2 separate regions of the Homo sapiens genome follow, and region 2 is linked to region 1. Evidence: chromatin loops called from intact Hi-C (ENCODE). Cell type or tissue: CD14-positive monocyte. All regions are shown on one strand. Each heading gives the region's core, and the rest is flanking DNA. Links, peaks and the distances in the headings are about the cores only.

Region 1 (7,818 bases), core at 1-4,000:
CTCCTCGTCTTCCTTTGCCTGGGGGTCTTCCTTCTATGGAAGAACTGGCGGCTTAAGAACATCAACAGCATCAACTTTGACAACCCCGTCTATCAGAAGACCACAGAGGATGAGGTCCACATTTGCCACAACCAGGACGGCTACAGCTACCCCTCGGTGAGTGACCCTCTCTAGAAAGCCAGAGCCCATGGCGGCCCCCTCCCAGCTGGAGGCATATGATCCTCAAGGGACCAGGCCGAGGCTTCCCCAGCCCTCCAGATCGAGGACAGCATTAGGTGAATGCTTCTGTGCGCTCATTCAGAATGTCAGCGGACAATGGCCTTGGTGGTGTAGAGGAATGTTGGATAAGCAAATAGAGAGCTCCATCAGATGGTGACAGGGCAAAGAAAGTCAAAAGGAGTTCAGAGGCCGGGCGCGGTGGCTCATGCCTGTAATCCCAGGACTTTGGGAGGCCGAGGCTGGCGGATCACCTGAAGTCAGGAGTTTGAGACCAGCTTGGCCATCATGACAAAACCCCGTCTCTATTAAAAATACAAAAAATTAGCCAGGCGTGGGAGTGGGCGCCTGTAATCCCAGCTACTCGGGAGGCCGAGGTAGAAAAATCGCTTGAACCTAGGAGGCAGAGGTTGCAGTGAGCCGAGATCGCGCCACTGCATTCCAGCCCGGGAGGCAAGAGCAAAACTCCATCTCAAAAAAAAAAAAAAAAGGAGTTCAGAGGCCCGGCATGGTGGTTCACACATGTGATCCCAGAACTTGGGGAGGTTGAGGCAGGAGAATCACCTGAGCTCAGAGTTCAAGACCAGCCTGGGCAGCACAGCAAGACCCCATCTCTGCAAAAAATAAAAATTTAGCCCAGTGTGGTGATGAGCGCCTAGTTCCAGCTACTAGGGAGGCTAAGGCAGGAGGATTGCTTGAGGCTAAGGTAGGAGATTGAGACTGCAGTGACTTGTGATTGCGTCACTGCGCTCCAGCCTGGGTGACAGAGCAAGCCCTTGTCTCTTAAAAAAAAAAAAAAATTCAAAGAAGGGTTTCCAGAGGGCCAGGAGGGAGGAAGGGAGAGGAGGTGTTTTATTTTTTTGCTTTTATTTTTTATTTTGAGACAGAGTCTCTCTCTGTCACCCAGGTTGGAGTGCAGTGCTGTGATCTTGGCTCACTGCAACTTCTGCCTCCTGGGTTCAAGCAATTCTTATGCCTCAGCCTCAGCCTCCTGAGTAGCTGGGATTACAACACTATGCCCGGGTAATTTTTGTATTTTTAGTAGAGACGAGGTTTCGCCATGTTGCCCAGACTGGTCTCGAACTCCTGACCTCAAGTGATCCACCCGCCTTGGCCTCCCCACGTGCTGGGATTGCAGGCGTGAGCCACTGCGCCCGCCTTGATCTTTACACAAGGGGTTTAGGGTAGGTAGCCTTCTCTGAACCAGGAGAACAGCCTGTGCGAAGGCCCTGAGGCTGGACCGTGCCTGTTGGGTTTGAGGCCGTTGTAGCTGGAGCAAACAGAGAGAGGGGTAAAAAGGCAGGAGGCTACCAGGCAGGTTGTGCAGAGCCTTGTGGGCCACTGGGGAGGACTTTGGCTTTTGCCCTGAGAGCGGTGGGAAGTGACTGAATCCGGTACTCACCGTCTCCCTCTGGCGGCTCCTGGGGGAACATGCTTGGGGATCAGGCTGGGGGAGGCTGCCAGGCCCAGGAGGTGAGAAGTAGGTGGCCTCCAGCCGTGTTTCCTGAATGCTGGACTGATAGTTTCCGCTGTTTACCATTTGTTGGCAGAGACAGATGGTCAGTCTGGAGGATGACGTGGCGTGAACATCTGCCTGGAGTCCCGTCCCTGCCCAGAACCCTTCCTGAGACCTCGCCGGCCTTGTTTTATTCAAAGACAGAGAAGACCAAAGCATTGCCTGCCAGAGCTTTGTTTTATATATTTATTCATCTGGGAGGCAGAACAGGCTTCGGACAGTGCCCATGCAATGGCTTGGGTTGGGATTTTGGTTTCTTCCTTTCCTCGTGAAGGATAAGAGAAACAGGCCCGGGGGGACCAGGATGACACCTCCATTTCTCTCCAGGAAGTTTTGAGTTTCTCTCCACCGTGACACAATCCTCAAACATGGAAGATGAAAGGGGAGGGGATGTCAGGCCCAGAGAAGCAAGTGGCTTTCAACACACAACAGCAGATGGCACCAACGGGACCCCCTGGCCCTGCCTCATCCACCAATCTCTAAGCCAAACCCCTAAACTCAGGAGTCAACGTGTTTACCTCTTCTATGCAAGCCTTGCTAGACAGCCAGGTTAGCCTTTGCCCTGTCACCCCCGAATCATGACCCACCCAGTGTCTTTCGAGGTGGGTTTGTACCTTCCTTAAGCCAGGAAAGGGATTCATGGCGTCGGAAATGATCTGGCTGAATCCGTGGTGGCACCGAGACCAAACTCATTCACCAAATGATGCCACTTCCCAGAGGCAGAGCCTGAGTCACTGGTCACCCTTAATATTTATTAAGTGCCTGAGACACCCGGTTACCTTGGCCGTGAGGACACGTGGCCTGCACCCAGGTGTGGCTGTCAGGACACCAGCCTGGTGCCCATCCTCCCGACCCCTACCCACTTCCATTCCCGTGGTCTCCTTGCACTTTCTCAGTTCAGAGTTGTACACTGTGTACATTTGGCATTTGTGTTATTATTTTGCACTGTTTTCTGTCGTGTGTGTTGGGATGGGATCCCAGGCCAGGGAAAGCCCGTGTCAATGAATGCCGGGGACAGAGAGGGGCAGGTTGACCGGGACTTCAAAGCCGTGATCGTGAATATCGAGAACTGCCATTGTCGTCTTTATGTCCGCCCACCTAGTGCTTCCACTTCTATGCAAATGCCTCCAAGCCATTCACTTCCCCAATCTTGTCGTTGATGGGTATGTGTTTAAAACATGCACGGTGAGGCCGGGCGCAGTGGCTCACGCCTGTAATCCCAGCACTTTGGGAGGCCGAGGCGGGTGGATCATGAGGTCAGGAGATCGAGACCATCCTGGCTAACACGTGAAACCCCGTCTCTACTAAAAATACAAAAAATTAGCCGGGCGTGGTGGCGGGCACCTGTAGTCCCAGCTACTCGGGAGGCTGAGGCAGGAGAATGGTGTGAACCCGGGAAGCGGAGCTTGCAGTGAGCCGAGATTGCGCCACTGCAGTCCGCAGTCTGGCCTGGGCGACAGAGCGAGACTCCGTCTCAAAAAAAAAAAACAAAAAAAAACCATGCATGGTGCATCAGCAGCCCATGGCCTCTGGCCAGGCATGGCGAGGCTGAGGTGGGAGGATGGTTTGAGCTCAGGCATTTGAGGCTGTCGTGAGCTATGATTATGCCACTGCTTTCCAGCCTGGGCAACATAGTAAGACCCCATCTCTTAAAAAATGAATTTGGCCAGACACAGGTGCCTCACGCCTGTAATCCCAGCACTTTGGGAGGCTGAGCTGGATCACTTGAGTTCAGGAGTTGGAGACCAGGCCTGAGCAACAAAGCGAGATCCCATCTCTACAAAAACCAAAAAGTTAAAAATCAGCTGGGTACGGTGGCACGTGCCTGTGATCCCAGCTACTTGGGAGGCTGAGGCAGGAGGATCGCCTGAGCCCAGGAGGTGGAGGTTGCAGTGAGCCATGATCGAGCCACTGCACTCCAGCCTGGGCAACAGATGAAGACCCTATTTCAGAAATACAACTATAAAAAAATAAATAAATCCTCCAGTCTGGATCGTTTGACGGGACTTCAGGTTCTTTCTGAAATCGCCGTGTTACTGTTGCACTGATGTCCGGAGAGACAGTGACAGCCTCCGTCAGACTCCCGCGTGAAGATGTCACAAGGGATTGGCAATTGTCCCCAGGGACAAAACACTGTGTCCCCCCCAGTGCAGGGAACCGTGATAAGCCTTTCTGGTTTCGGAGCACGTAAATGCGTCCCTGTACAGATAGTGGGGATTTTTTGTTATGTTTGCACTTTGTATATTGGTTGAAACTGTTATCACTTATATATATATATATACACACATATATATAAAATCTATTTATTTTTGCAAACCCTGGTTGCTGTATTTGTTCAGTGACTATTCTCGGGGCCCTGTGTAGGGGGTTATTGCCTCTGAAATGCCTCTTCTTTATGTACAAAGATTATTTGCACGAACTGGACTGTGTGCAACGCTTTTTGGGAGAATGATGTCCCCGTTGTATGTATGAGTGGCTTCTGGGAGATGGGTGTCACTTTTTAAACCACTGTATAGAAGGTTTTTGTAGCCTGAATGTCTTACTGTGATCAATTAAATTTCTTAAATGAACCAATTTGTCTAAACTCGATGCACGTTCTTCTGTTCGCGCGCTTCTTTTTGTTTTTTTTTTTTTCCTGAGATGGAGCCTGGCTCTGTCACCCCTGGCTGGAGTGCAGTGGCATGATCTCGGCTTACTGCAAGCTCCGCCTCCCAGGTTCAAGCAATTCTCCTGCCTCAGCCTCCCTAGTAGCTAGGATTACAGGTGAGTGCCACCACGCCTGGCCAATTTTTTTTTTTTTTTTTTTTTTGAGACAGAGTCTCGCTCTGTCACCCAGGCTGGAGTGCAGTGGTGTGATCTCGGCTCACTGCAAGCTCTGCCTCCCAGGTTAATGCCATTCTCCTGTCTCAGCCTCCTGAGTAGCTGGGGCCACAGGCGCCTGCCACCACGCCCGGCTAATTTTTTTTTGTACTTCTTTTAGTACAGACGGGGTTTCACCATGTTAGCCAGGATGGTCTCGATCTCCTGACCTTGTGATCCACCTGCTTCGGCCTCCCAAAGTGCTGAGATTACAGGCGTGAGCCACCGCGGGTGGCCAACGCTAATTTTTTTGTTTTTTTAGATGGAGTCTTGCTCTGTCGCCCAGGCTGGAGTGCAGTGGCGTGATCTCTGCCTACTGCAAGCTCCGCCTCCCGGGTTCATGCCATTCTCCTGCCTCAGCCTCCTGAGTAACTGGGACTACAGGCACCCGCCACCACGCCCGGCTAATTTTTTGTATTTTTAGTAGAGACAGGGTTTCACCGTGTTAGCCAGGATGGTCTTGATCTCCTGACCTTGTGATCCACCCGTCTCGGCCTCCCAAAGTGCTGGGATTAGAGGTGTGAGCCACCACACCTGGCCTAGCCTGGCTAATTTTTGTATTTTTGGTAGAGACGGGGTTTCACCATGTTGGTCAGGCTGGTCTTGAACTTCTGACCTCAGGTAATCTGCCTGCCTCAGTCTCCCAAAGTGCTGGGATTACAGGTGTGAGCCACCGCGCCTGGCCTCACTTCCTTCTGTCATCTGTTTGTGGATTGGACTCCCCAGGAGAAGGACCCAGAAGGGGAAGACTCCCAGAACTCCGGGCAAGATGCAATCTCCGTGGGCTGCCACAGTGCCTGGCAGGTGCTGTGATGGCTGAGCTGGTGATTGTGTTCTCTGCTGTCGCTTCTCTGAGTTGGAGATTTTGTCAAGTCCCCTGCTCATCCATTCATACACTCGACAAATATCTGTTGAGTGCTAAGTGCGAACCATGCTCTGCCGTAGGCTTGTGGGACACTACAGGGGATATAAGAAATGAAAGCCGGGTGTGGTGGCTCACACCTGTAATCCTAGCAGTTTGGGAGGCCGAGGCGGGCAGATCATGAGGTCAGGAGATCGAGACCATCCTAGCTAACACAGTGAAACCCCATCTCTACTAAAAATACAAAAAATTAGCCAGGCGTGGTGGTGGGCGCCTGTAGTCCCAGCTGCTTGGGAGGCTGAGGCAGGAGAATAGCGTGAACCTGGGAGTTGGAGCTTGCAGTGAGCCGAGATCGCACCACTGCACTCTAGCCTGGGCAACAGAGCAAGACTCCATCTACAAAAAAAAAAAAAAGAAATGAAGTCTTGATACGGTGGCTCATGCCTGTAATCCCAGCACTTTGGGAGGCCAAGGCAGGCGGATCACGAGCTCAGGAGATCGAGACCATCCTGGCCAACGTGGCGAAACCCAGTCTCTACTAAAGATACAAAAAATTAGCCAGGCATGGTGGCGGGCGCCTGTAGTCCCAGCTACTTGGGAGGCTGAGGCAGGAGAATGGCATGAACCCAGGAGGCAGAGCTTGCAGTGAGCTGAGATCGCGCCACTGCACTCCAGCCTGGGCGACAGAGCGAGACTCTGTCTCAAAAAAAAAACAAAAAAGAAATGAAAATCTCCCTGTCTGTCCTTAAGGACCTGACATCATTTTATTTTATTTATTTTTTTGAGACAAGGTCTTGCTTTATTGCCCAGGCTGGAGTGCAGTGGCACAATCTTGGCTCACTGCAACCTCCACCTCCCGGGTTCAAGCGATTCTCCTGCCTCAGCCTCCTGTGTTGCTGGGATCACAGGCGCGTACCCGGCTAATTTTTATATTTTCAGTAGAGATGGGGTTTTGCCATGTTGGCCAGGCTATTCTTGAACTCTTGACCTCAAGTCGTCTACCGCCTCGGCCTCCCAAAATGCTAGGATTACAGGTGTGAGCCACCGCACCAAGCCAAATGTTACTTCATTAGAGAAACTCCCCCTGAAGAAAACTTCCTTCCTGCCAGTTGCTTTTCTGTCCCCATACTCTGTTTAATATTCTTCTAGAATATTCTTCTAAAATGTAGCAATTTTTTGTATCTATTCTAAAAATGGAGGCCAAGGAAGGCAGATCACTTGAGGTCAGGAGTTTGAGACTAGCCTGGCCAACATGGTGAAACCATGTCTCTACTAAAAAGGGTAAGATTTTGAGGCTGCAGTGAGCTATGACGGCACCATTGCACTCCAGGCTGGGCAACAGAGCGAGACACCATCTCAATAAAAAAAAAAAAAAGCAGGGTGCGGTGGCTCAAGCCTGTAATCCCAACACTTTGGGAGGCTGAGGCAGGCGGATCATGAGGTCAGGAGTTCGAGACCAGCCTGCCCAACATAGTGAAACCCTGTCTACTAAAAATACAAAAAAATTAGCCGGGTATGCTGGCAGGTGACTGCACCATAAAAAATGTTCAAGATTAAACAGGGGGACGGTGAGGTAACCCAGAAATAAGCAACAGCAGAAAGCGCCACCACCACAAAACCAGGAGAGGAAGATGTGGTTTCTGGAGCCTGGGAGCTGGTGAGAGCCAGAAACTCATAGGAGGGAAAGAAGTGCTGCAGACATGGTCCCCAGCAGAGCGAGGCGGGGAAGAGCCCAGCCTGTCCCCCGCTCCAGGCTCTATCTCCCACCAGTGCCTCCCACGGGCTGAGCCCAACAGGGACAGGCTGATGAAGCCCAGGCAATGGTGCCTTACTGGGTGGATCGAAGGAGGGACAGGGTTGGCCCAGGGGTGACACGACACTGGGGTGGTTAGGTCCACAAACGTGGCTCATGCCTGTAATCCCAGTACCTTGGGAAGCTGAGGCAGGAGGATTGCTTGAGCCCAGGAGTTCAAGAGCAGTCTGGGCAACATAGCAAGACCCCATCTCTAAAAAACGTTTTTAAATTTCTGGGCTCAGTGGCTCATGCCTATAATCCCAGCACTCTGGGAGGCCGAGGCAGGCGGATCACCTGAGGTCAGGAGTTCAAAACCAGCCTAGCCAAAATGGCAAAACCCCGCCTCTACTAAAAATACAAAAATTAGTTGGGTGTGGTGGCGCATGCCTGTAATCCCAGCTACTTGGGAGGCTGAGGCAGGAGAATCGCTTGAACTCGGGAGGCCGAGGTTGCACTGAGCCAAGATCGCACCACTGCACTCCAGCCTGACAGAGCGAGACACTGCGTCAAAAAAACAGACAACAACAACAGAAAAAGTTTTAAAATTACCAGCCGGATGCGATGGCGCAC
Region 2 (7,951 bases), core at 1,362-5,361, 57 kb before region 1:
TCCACCTGCCGGGTTCACGCCATTCTCCTGCCTCAGCCTCCTGAATAGCTGGGATTACAGGCGCCCACCACCACGCCTGGCTAATTTTTTTGTGATTTTTGTAGAGACGGGGTTTCACCGTGTTAGCCAGGATGGTCTCGATCTCCTGATCTCATGATCCGCCCGTCTCAGCCTCCCAAAGTTCTGTGATTACAGGCGTGAGCCACTGCGCCCAGCCTCCTGTCTTTATTTTTAAAAGAAGGGCGCAGTGGTTCAAGCCTGTAATCCCAGCACTTTGGGAGGCCGGGGCGGGCGGATCACGAGGTCAAGAGATCAAGACCATCCTGGCCAACATGGTGAAACTCCGTCTCTACTAAAAATACAAAAATTAGCCGGGCATGGTGGCAGGCTCCTGTAATCCCACCTACTTGGGAGGCTGAGGCAGGAGAATTGCTTGAACCTGGGAGGCAGAGGTTGCAGTGAGCCAAGATTGCGCCTCTGCACTCCAGCCTGGGGACAGAGCAAGACTCCATCTCAGAAAAAAAAAAAAAAAGAAGAAGAAGAAGAAAGGGGGGAAAAAAAGCCGGGTGTGGTGGCTCAAACCTGTAATCCCAGCACATTGGGAGGCTGAGCAAGAAGGATTACCTGAGCCCAGGAGTTTGAGACCAGCCTGAGCAATAAAATGAGACCTTACCTTTACAAAAGAAATTCACAACTTAGGTGGTCATGGTGGCACACACCTGTGATCTCAGCTACTCGTGAGGCTGAGGTAGGAGGATTGCTTGAATCCGGGAGGTGAAGTCTGCAGTGAGCTGTGATCACATCACTACACTCCAGCCTGGGTGACAGAATTAGACTCTGTCTCAAAAGAAAAAGAAAAAAACTGGTTATAAATCCTCTTAATAAGTAAATGATAGCTGGACATGGTGGTGCATGCCTGTAATCCCAGCTACTCGGGAGGCTGAGGCAGAAGAATTGCTTGAACCCAAGAGGCAGAGGTTGCAGTGAGCCAAGATTGCGCCACTGCACTCCAGCCTGGGCGACAGAACAAGACTCTGTTTCAGGAAAAAAAAAAAAAAAAAAAAGACGTTCTCCTATTTATTAGCATACTGTTCACAATAGCCAAAATATGGAATCAACCTAAGTGCCCATCAATGTTTGAATGAATAAAGAAAATGTGGTGTATATACACAATGTAGTACTACACTGCCATTAAAAAGACTGAAATTTTGGCCAGGCTCAGTGGCTCACGCCTGTAATCCCAACACTTTGGGAGGCCAAGGCAGGTGGATCACCTGAGGTCAGGAGTTCGGGACCATCCTGGCCAACATGGTGAAACCCTGTCTCTAGTAAAAATACAAAAATTAGCCAGGTGTGGTGGCGGGCACCTGTAGTCTCAGCTACTTGGGAGGCTGAGGCAGGAGAATCGCTTGAACCTGGGAGGTGGAGGTTGCAGTGAGATGAGATTGCGCCATCCAGCCGGGGCAACAAGAGCTAAATCCATCTCAAAAACAAAACAAAACAACAAACAAACAAAAAAACACCAGCATCACTGAAATGGATCATAAACTATGTTCTTTTATTGAACAGACCAGAAGAAACCTACTTTAACCTTTAAAAAAGAAAAAGGAAAGCCAGGCGCGGTGGCTCACATCTGGAATCCCAGCACATTGAGAGGCCAAGGCAGGCAGATCATGAGGTCAGGAGTTCGAGAATAGCCTGGCCAACAGTGAAACCCCGTCTCTACTAAAAATACAAAAATTACCAGGGTATGGTGGTGAGCACCTGTAGTCCCAGCTATTCAGGAGGATGAGGCAGGAGAATCCCTTGAACCTGGGAGGTGGAAGTTGTGGTGAGCCGAGATCGAGAGCCACTGCACTCCAACCTGGCAACAGAGCGAGACTCCATCTCAAAAAAAAAAAAAGAAAAGAAAAATAACTTGCCCAAGGTCACACAGTAAAAGACAGAGGTAGGGTTTCTGCTCATTGTGATTCTAAACGGCTGTCCACAAAATCAAAGTTAAGGTAAAATACTCTCTCAGAAGGCCCCGTAAGGGCAGGTGGCACTTTTTCTTTGAAGCCTGTATGTCAGAATTGCAATCAGTTACACCAACCCATTTAAATCAGTAGGATTGCCCGGGGGTGGTGAGTGGTGGCTCACACCTGTAATCCCAACACTTTGGGTGGCCGCAGAGGGCGGATCACTTGAGGTCAGGAGTTTGAGACCAGCCTGGCCAACGGGCGAAACCCCATCTCTACTAAAAATACAAAAATAGGCCGGGCGTGGTGGCTCACGCCTGTAATTCCAGCACTTGGGGAGGCCGAGGCGGGCGGATCACGAGGTCAGGAGATTGAGACCATCCTAACACGGCGAAACCCCGTCTCTACTAAAAATACAAAAAATTAGCCGGGCATGTGGCGGGCGCAGGAGGCTGAGGCAGGAGAATGACGTGAACTCGGAAAGCAGAGCTTGCAGTGAGCCGAGACTGCGCCACTGCTCTCCAGCCTGGGTGACAGAGTGGGACTCCATTTCAAAAACAAAAAACAAAAAACTAAAAACTGTGTGGTGGTTCCCTCTCCAGAAAATAAGTGGAATTACCATAGGACCCAAGCAGTTCCCCTTTTGGGTATATCACCAAAATAATTGAAAGCAGGATGGCCAGGCGCAGTACCTCACACCTATAATTGCAGCACTTGGGGAGGCCGAGGCAAGCAGATCACTTGAGGCCAGGAGTAGTTCAAGTGCAGCCTGGCCAACATGGTGAAATCCTGTCTCTACTAAAAATACAAAAATTAGCTGGGAGTTGTGGCACACACCTGTAGTCCCAGCTACTGAGGCTGAGGCAGGAGAATCGCTTGAACCCCGGGAGGCGGAGGTTGCAGTGAGTGGAAATCACGCGACTGAACTCCAGCCTGGGCAACAGAAAGAAACTCCGTCTCAGAAAAAAAAAAAAAAGTGGGAGCTCAAAGAGATTATTTGCATGTCCATGTTCATAGCAGCATTATTCATCACAGCCAAAAGGCTGAATCAACCCAAGAGTCCGTGGATGGAAGAACAGGTAAACAAAAGATGGTGTATCCATTCAATGGAACATTATTTGGCCTTTAAAAGGAAGGAAATTCTCACTGAGCATAGTGGTTTATGCCTGTAATCCCAGCACTTTGGGAGGCTGAGGCAGGGGGGAGGGGGCGGTTCACCTGAGGTCAGGAGTTCAAGACCAGCCTGGCCAACATGGTGAAATCCCGTCTCTACTAAAAATACAAAAAAATTAGCCGAGTGTGGTGGCACACACCTGTAAGCCAGGCTACACGGGAGACTGAGGCAGGAGAATCGCTGGAACCCGGGAGGCAGAGGCTGCAGAGAGCCGAGATTGCGTCACTGCACTCCAGCCTGGGTGACAGAGCGAGACTCTTGTCTTAAAAAAAAAAAGAAGGAAGGAAGGAAGGAAGGAAGGAAGTTCTGACACAGGCTCCAACACAGATGTTATGCTCAGTGAAATAAGCCAGACATGAAAGGACAAATACTGCCTGATCTCATTCATAAGAGGTCCCTAGAATTGTAGAATGGTGTGTGCCACGGGCTGGGAGGGGGTGTGGCCAGAGTTTCAGTTTGGGAAGTTGAGAATGTTCTGGAGATGGATGGCGGTAGTGGTGGTTGCACAACTGTGTGAATGCGCTTAATGCCTCTGAATTGTGCAGTTACAAGTGGTTCGGATGGGCCGGGCGCGGTGGCTCATGCCTGTAATCCCAGCACTTTGGGAGGCCGAGGCAGGTGGATCATGAGATCAGGAGATCGAGACCATCCTGGCTAACACGGTGAAACCCCATCTCTACTAAAAAATACAAAAAATTAGCCAGGCATGGTGGTGGGCACCTGTAGTCCCAGCTACTTGGGAGGCGGAGGCAGGAGAATGGCGTGAACACGGGAGGCAGAACTTGCAGTGAGCCGAGATCACGCCACTGCACTCCAGCCTGGGCGACAGAGTGAGACTCCGTCTAAAAAAAAAAAAGTGGTTAAGATGGGCCGGGCATGGGGGATCACGCTTGCAATCCCAACACTTTGGGAGGCTGAGGTGGGTGATTACGAGGTCAGGAGTTCGAGACCAGCCTGACCACCATGGTGAAACCCCGTCTCTACTAAAAGTACAAAATTAGCCGGGTGTCGTGGCACACGTCTGTAATCCCAGCTACTGGGGAGGCTGAGTTGGGAGGATCACCTGAGCCCAGGGAGGTCCAGGCTGCAGCAAGCCATGATTGCACCACTGCACTCCAGCCTGGGTGAGAGAGTGAGACCCTGTCTCCAAACAAACACACATGAAAAACAGATTTTTTTTGCCAGGTGCAGTGGCTCACACCTGTAATCCCAGCACTTTGGGAGGCCAAGGCGGGTGGATCACGAGGTCAGGTGACTGAGAGCATCCTGGCTAACACGGTGAAACCCTGGCTCTACTAAAAATACAAAAATTTAGCCGAGCATGGTGGTGGGCACCTGTAGTCCCAGCTACTCGGGAGGCTGAGGCAGGAGAATGGCATGAACCTGGGAGGCGGAGCTTGCAGTGAGCTGAGATCACGCCACTGCACTCTAGCCTGGGGGACACAGCAAAACTGTCTCAAAAAAAAAAAAAAAGGTTTTTTTAATTTAAAAAGGAAAGAAAAGGAGAGTGCTCGTGTGGCAGGCACCTAGCCCTGTCCAGCGCACCCTGAGACAGGGATGATGTCTCCTCCTTGACCTAAGACCACAAGTTCTAACCAATTCAACCGAGGACAGAGCCCCAATTCCAGGCAGGGCAATGGGGTCGCCTTGTGAACTAAGATGCAGATGGAGAAGAGCAGACACAGACACAGGTCTTGGGGCCCCTGCAGGGGTTTCTCACTGGCTTTTTCCCCCTGGATTCCTATGGGTTCTGGGGAACAGAGTTAGGTCGGCTGGCAAGACAGATGCATGAGGCTGTGGCGCCCTTGACATTGAGCCGGAGGGCCAGAGTTCGTCATTGCTGACGCAGAGAAGCTGGGAGCCAAGGTTAGCCAGATGGTTTGGAGGAGTTTTAAACAATCTTTTCTTTTCTTTCTCTTTCCATCTGTCTGTCCTTCTTTCCTCCCTTCCTGCCCCCTTTCTTTTCTCCTTTCTTTCCTTCCTCTCTCCTTCCTCCCTTTTTTTCTTTTTTTTTGGTTTTCTTTTTGTATTAGTATTATTATTTTTTAGACAGGGTCTTGCTCTGTTGCCCAGGCTGGAGGGCAGTGGCACGATCACAGCTCAGTACACCCTCAACCTTCTGGGTTCAAGCAATCCTCCTGCCTTGGCCTCCCAGGTAGCTGGGACTACAGGCGTGTGCCACCACACCTGGTTAATTTTTTTTTTTTTTGAGACGGAGTCTTGCTCTGTCACCCAGGCTGCAGTGCAGTGGCGTGATCTCGGCTCACTGCAACCTCCACCTCCCGGGTTCAAGCGATCCTCCTGCCTCAGCCTCCCGAGTAGCTGGGATTACACGCGCCCGCCACCAAGCCCGGCTAATTTTTTTATTTTTAGTAGAGACAGAGTTTCACCACGTTGGCCAGGCTCGTCTCAAACTCCTGACTTAGTGATCTACCCACCTTGGCCTCTCAAAGTGCTGGGATTAGAGGCGTGAGCCACCATGCGCAGCCAATTTTTGTATTTTTAGTAGAGATGGGGTTTCACCATGTTGGTCAGTCTGGTCTCGAACTCCTGACCTCAAGTGATCCACCTGCCTCAGCCTCCCAAAGTGCTGGAATTACAGGCATGAGCCACCGCGCCCAGCCCTCTTAACCATTTTTAAGTGCACAGTTCAGCAGCATTAAGCACATTCACATTGTTGTGCAACCATCAGCCCCCGTCCATCTCCAGCTTTCTCTTTTTTTTTGTTTGTTTTGAGACAGGGTCTTACTCTCTCGCCCAGTATAGAGTGCAGTGGTGCGGTCTTGGCTCGCTGCAACCTCTGCCTTCCAGGTTCAAGCTATTCTCCTGCCTCAGTCTCCCCAGTAGCTGGGATTACAGACACACATCACCACGCCCTGCTAATTATTTTGCATTTTTAGTAGAGATGGTGTTTCACCATATTGGCCAGGCTGATCTTGAACTCCTGGCCTCAAGTGGTCTGCTCCAAACTGCTGAGATTACAGCCGTGAGCCACTGCTCCCAGCCATCTGCACCTTTCTCATCTTCCCAAATGTAACTATGTCCCCGTGAAACACTCACTCCCCATTCCACCTCCCCAGCCCCTGGCACCCCCCATTTTATTCTGGTGCTAGGGGAATTTCAAACCAGGCAAGTCTCAACACATGCTCGAGTGTAAGAACCAGCCCACAGCCTCGTTCCCTAATCACGGTCAAACCAGAATTCTACTCCAGGTTCTACTCTGTGAATCTGCTTTCTGTGAATCTGTTACTCTGGGGACCGCCTATAAGTTGAATCCTACAGTGTCTCCACTTCAGTGACTGGCTTATTTCACTTTTCTCCTCTTTATTTATGAGACAAAATTTCGCTCTTGTTGCTCAGGCTGGAATGCAATGGCGTGATCTCGGCTAATTTTTTTGTATTTTTAGTAGAGGCGGGGTTTCACCATGTTGGCCAGGCTGGTCTCGAACTCCTGACCTCAGACGATCCACTTTGGCCTTCCAAAGTGCTGGGATTACAGGCGCGGCCCACCTTTCTCCTCTTAATCACACAGGTAATCCATACATACGACATTCTTTTTTTTTTTTGACACGGAGTCTTACTCTGTCACCTAGGCTGGAGTGCAGTGGCGCAATCTTGGCTCACTGCAACCTCTGCCTCCCAGGATCAAGCAATTCTCCTGCCTCAGCCTCCTGAGTAGCTGGGATTACAGGTAACCATCACCACACCTGGCTAAATTTTGTATTTTTAGTAGAGACGGGGTTTCACCACGTTGGCCACGCTGGTATTGAACTCCTGGCTTCAAGTGATCTTCCTGTCTCGGTCTCCCGAAGTGCTGGGATTACAGGAATGAGCCACTGTGCCCGGCCAATACGACATCTGTGCAATGAAGTGCAACATATAAGACACCCTTCCCCCACCCACTGCCCCCACCACCGCCCCCACGCCCCCACCCCCATCTCCAGATCAGAACCTGGGGCTGTGCAATTTTAAACGTTGTAGCCACTTGCTACTTGGGTAGTTGAAGTTCAGTCTCAGCCAGGTTGGAGTCCTGGACTCTGGCCCCTCTTTTATTTTTATTTTTTATTTTTTTTTGAGACAGAGTCTCGCTCTGTCGCCCAGACTGGAGCGCAGTGGTGCGATCTCGGCTCACTGCAAGCTCTGCCTCCTGAGTTCACGCCATTCCCCCGCCTCAGCCTCCCGAGCAGCTGGGACTACAGGCGCCCGCCACCACACCCGGCTAATTTCTTGTATTTTTTAGTAGAGATGGGGTTTCACCCTGTTAGCCAGGATGGTCTAGATTTCCTGACCTTATGATCCGCCTGCCTCGGGCCTCCCAAAGTGCTGGGATGACAGGAGTGAGCCACCGCGCCCGGCCTCTTTTTTTTTTTTTAGACAGTCTCTGTCACCCAGGCTAGAGTGCGATGGTGCGATCTCGGCTCACTGCAACCTCCACCTTCCGGGTTCAAGCGATTCTCCTGCCTCAGCCTCCTGAGTATCTGGGATTACAGGTGCCTGTGACCACGCCCGGCTGATTTTTGTATTTTTAGTAGAGACGGGGTTTCACCACATTGGTCAGGCTAGCCTCAAACTCCTGACCCCGTGATCCTTCCGCCTCAGCCTCCCAAAGTGCTGGGATTACAGGACTCTGGCCCATCTTGGCTGCTGCCAATGTCCTTCCTTCTATCTTGGTTTTTCCACAGTTACGCACATGCCAGATAACGGCGAGTCTGTTCCCCAGCAACTGCAACGGATCTGCCCACCACTGGGAAATGGAAGACCTTGCAGCCCAGGTCTTTGTAGACCAAGATTAGATTGTGGTCAACAAACACCTGACCTT

Evidence for each region. Peaks named below come from ENCODE experiments on the same cell type or tissue, not always from the same donor. Only the 100,000 strongest peaks of a DNase experiment are listed, where the experiment ranks them.
Region 2: a loop joins it to region 1, with 2.0 times the contacts of the local background. A loop is called at or near these places in 4 of 110 quality-filtered maps.

What each region holds. Positions count from the first base shown.
Region 1 is chr19:11,129,515-11,137,332 of GRCh38, forward strand. LDLR (low density lipoprotein receptor) reads left to right here. Exons shown (of 18, transcript NM_000527.5): 17 at 1-156; 18 at 1,767-4,306. The coding sequence ends at 1,802. Among named protein-coding and RNA genes, the nearest start is that of MIR6886, 20 kb to the left of the region's middle. In CD14-positive monocyte, for the core only: CTCF peaks have their summits at 1,631 (motif pointing left) and 1,830; a DNase peak (open chromatin) is centred at 1,607.
Region 2 is chr19:11,071,183-11,079,133 of GRCh38, forward strand. No RefSeq gene overlaps it. Among named protein-coding and RNA genes, the nearest start is that of LDLR, 14 kb to the right of the region's middle. In CD14-positive monocyte, for the core only: no CTCF peak of the experiment used is centred there; a DNase peak (open chromatin) is centred at 3,539; H3K4me3 peaks cover 1,219 bases; H3K27ac peaks cover 972 bases.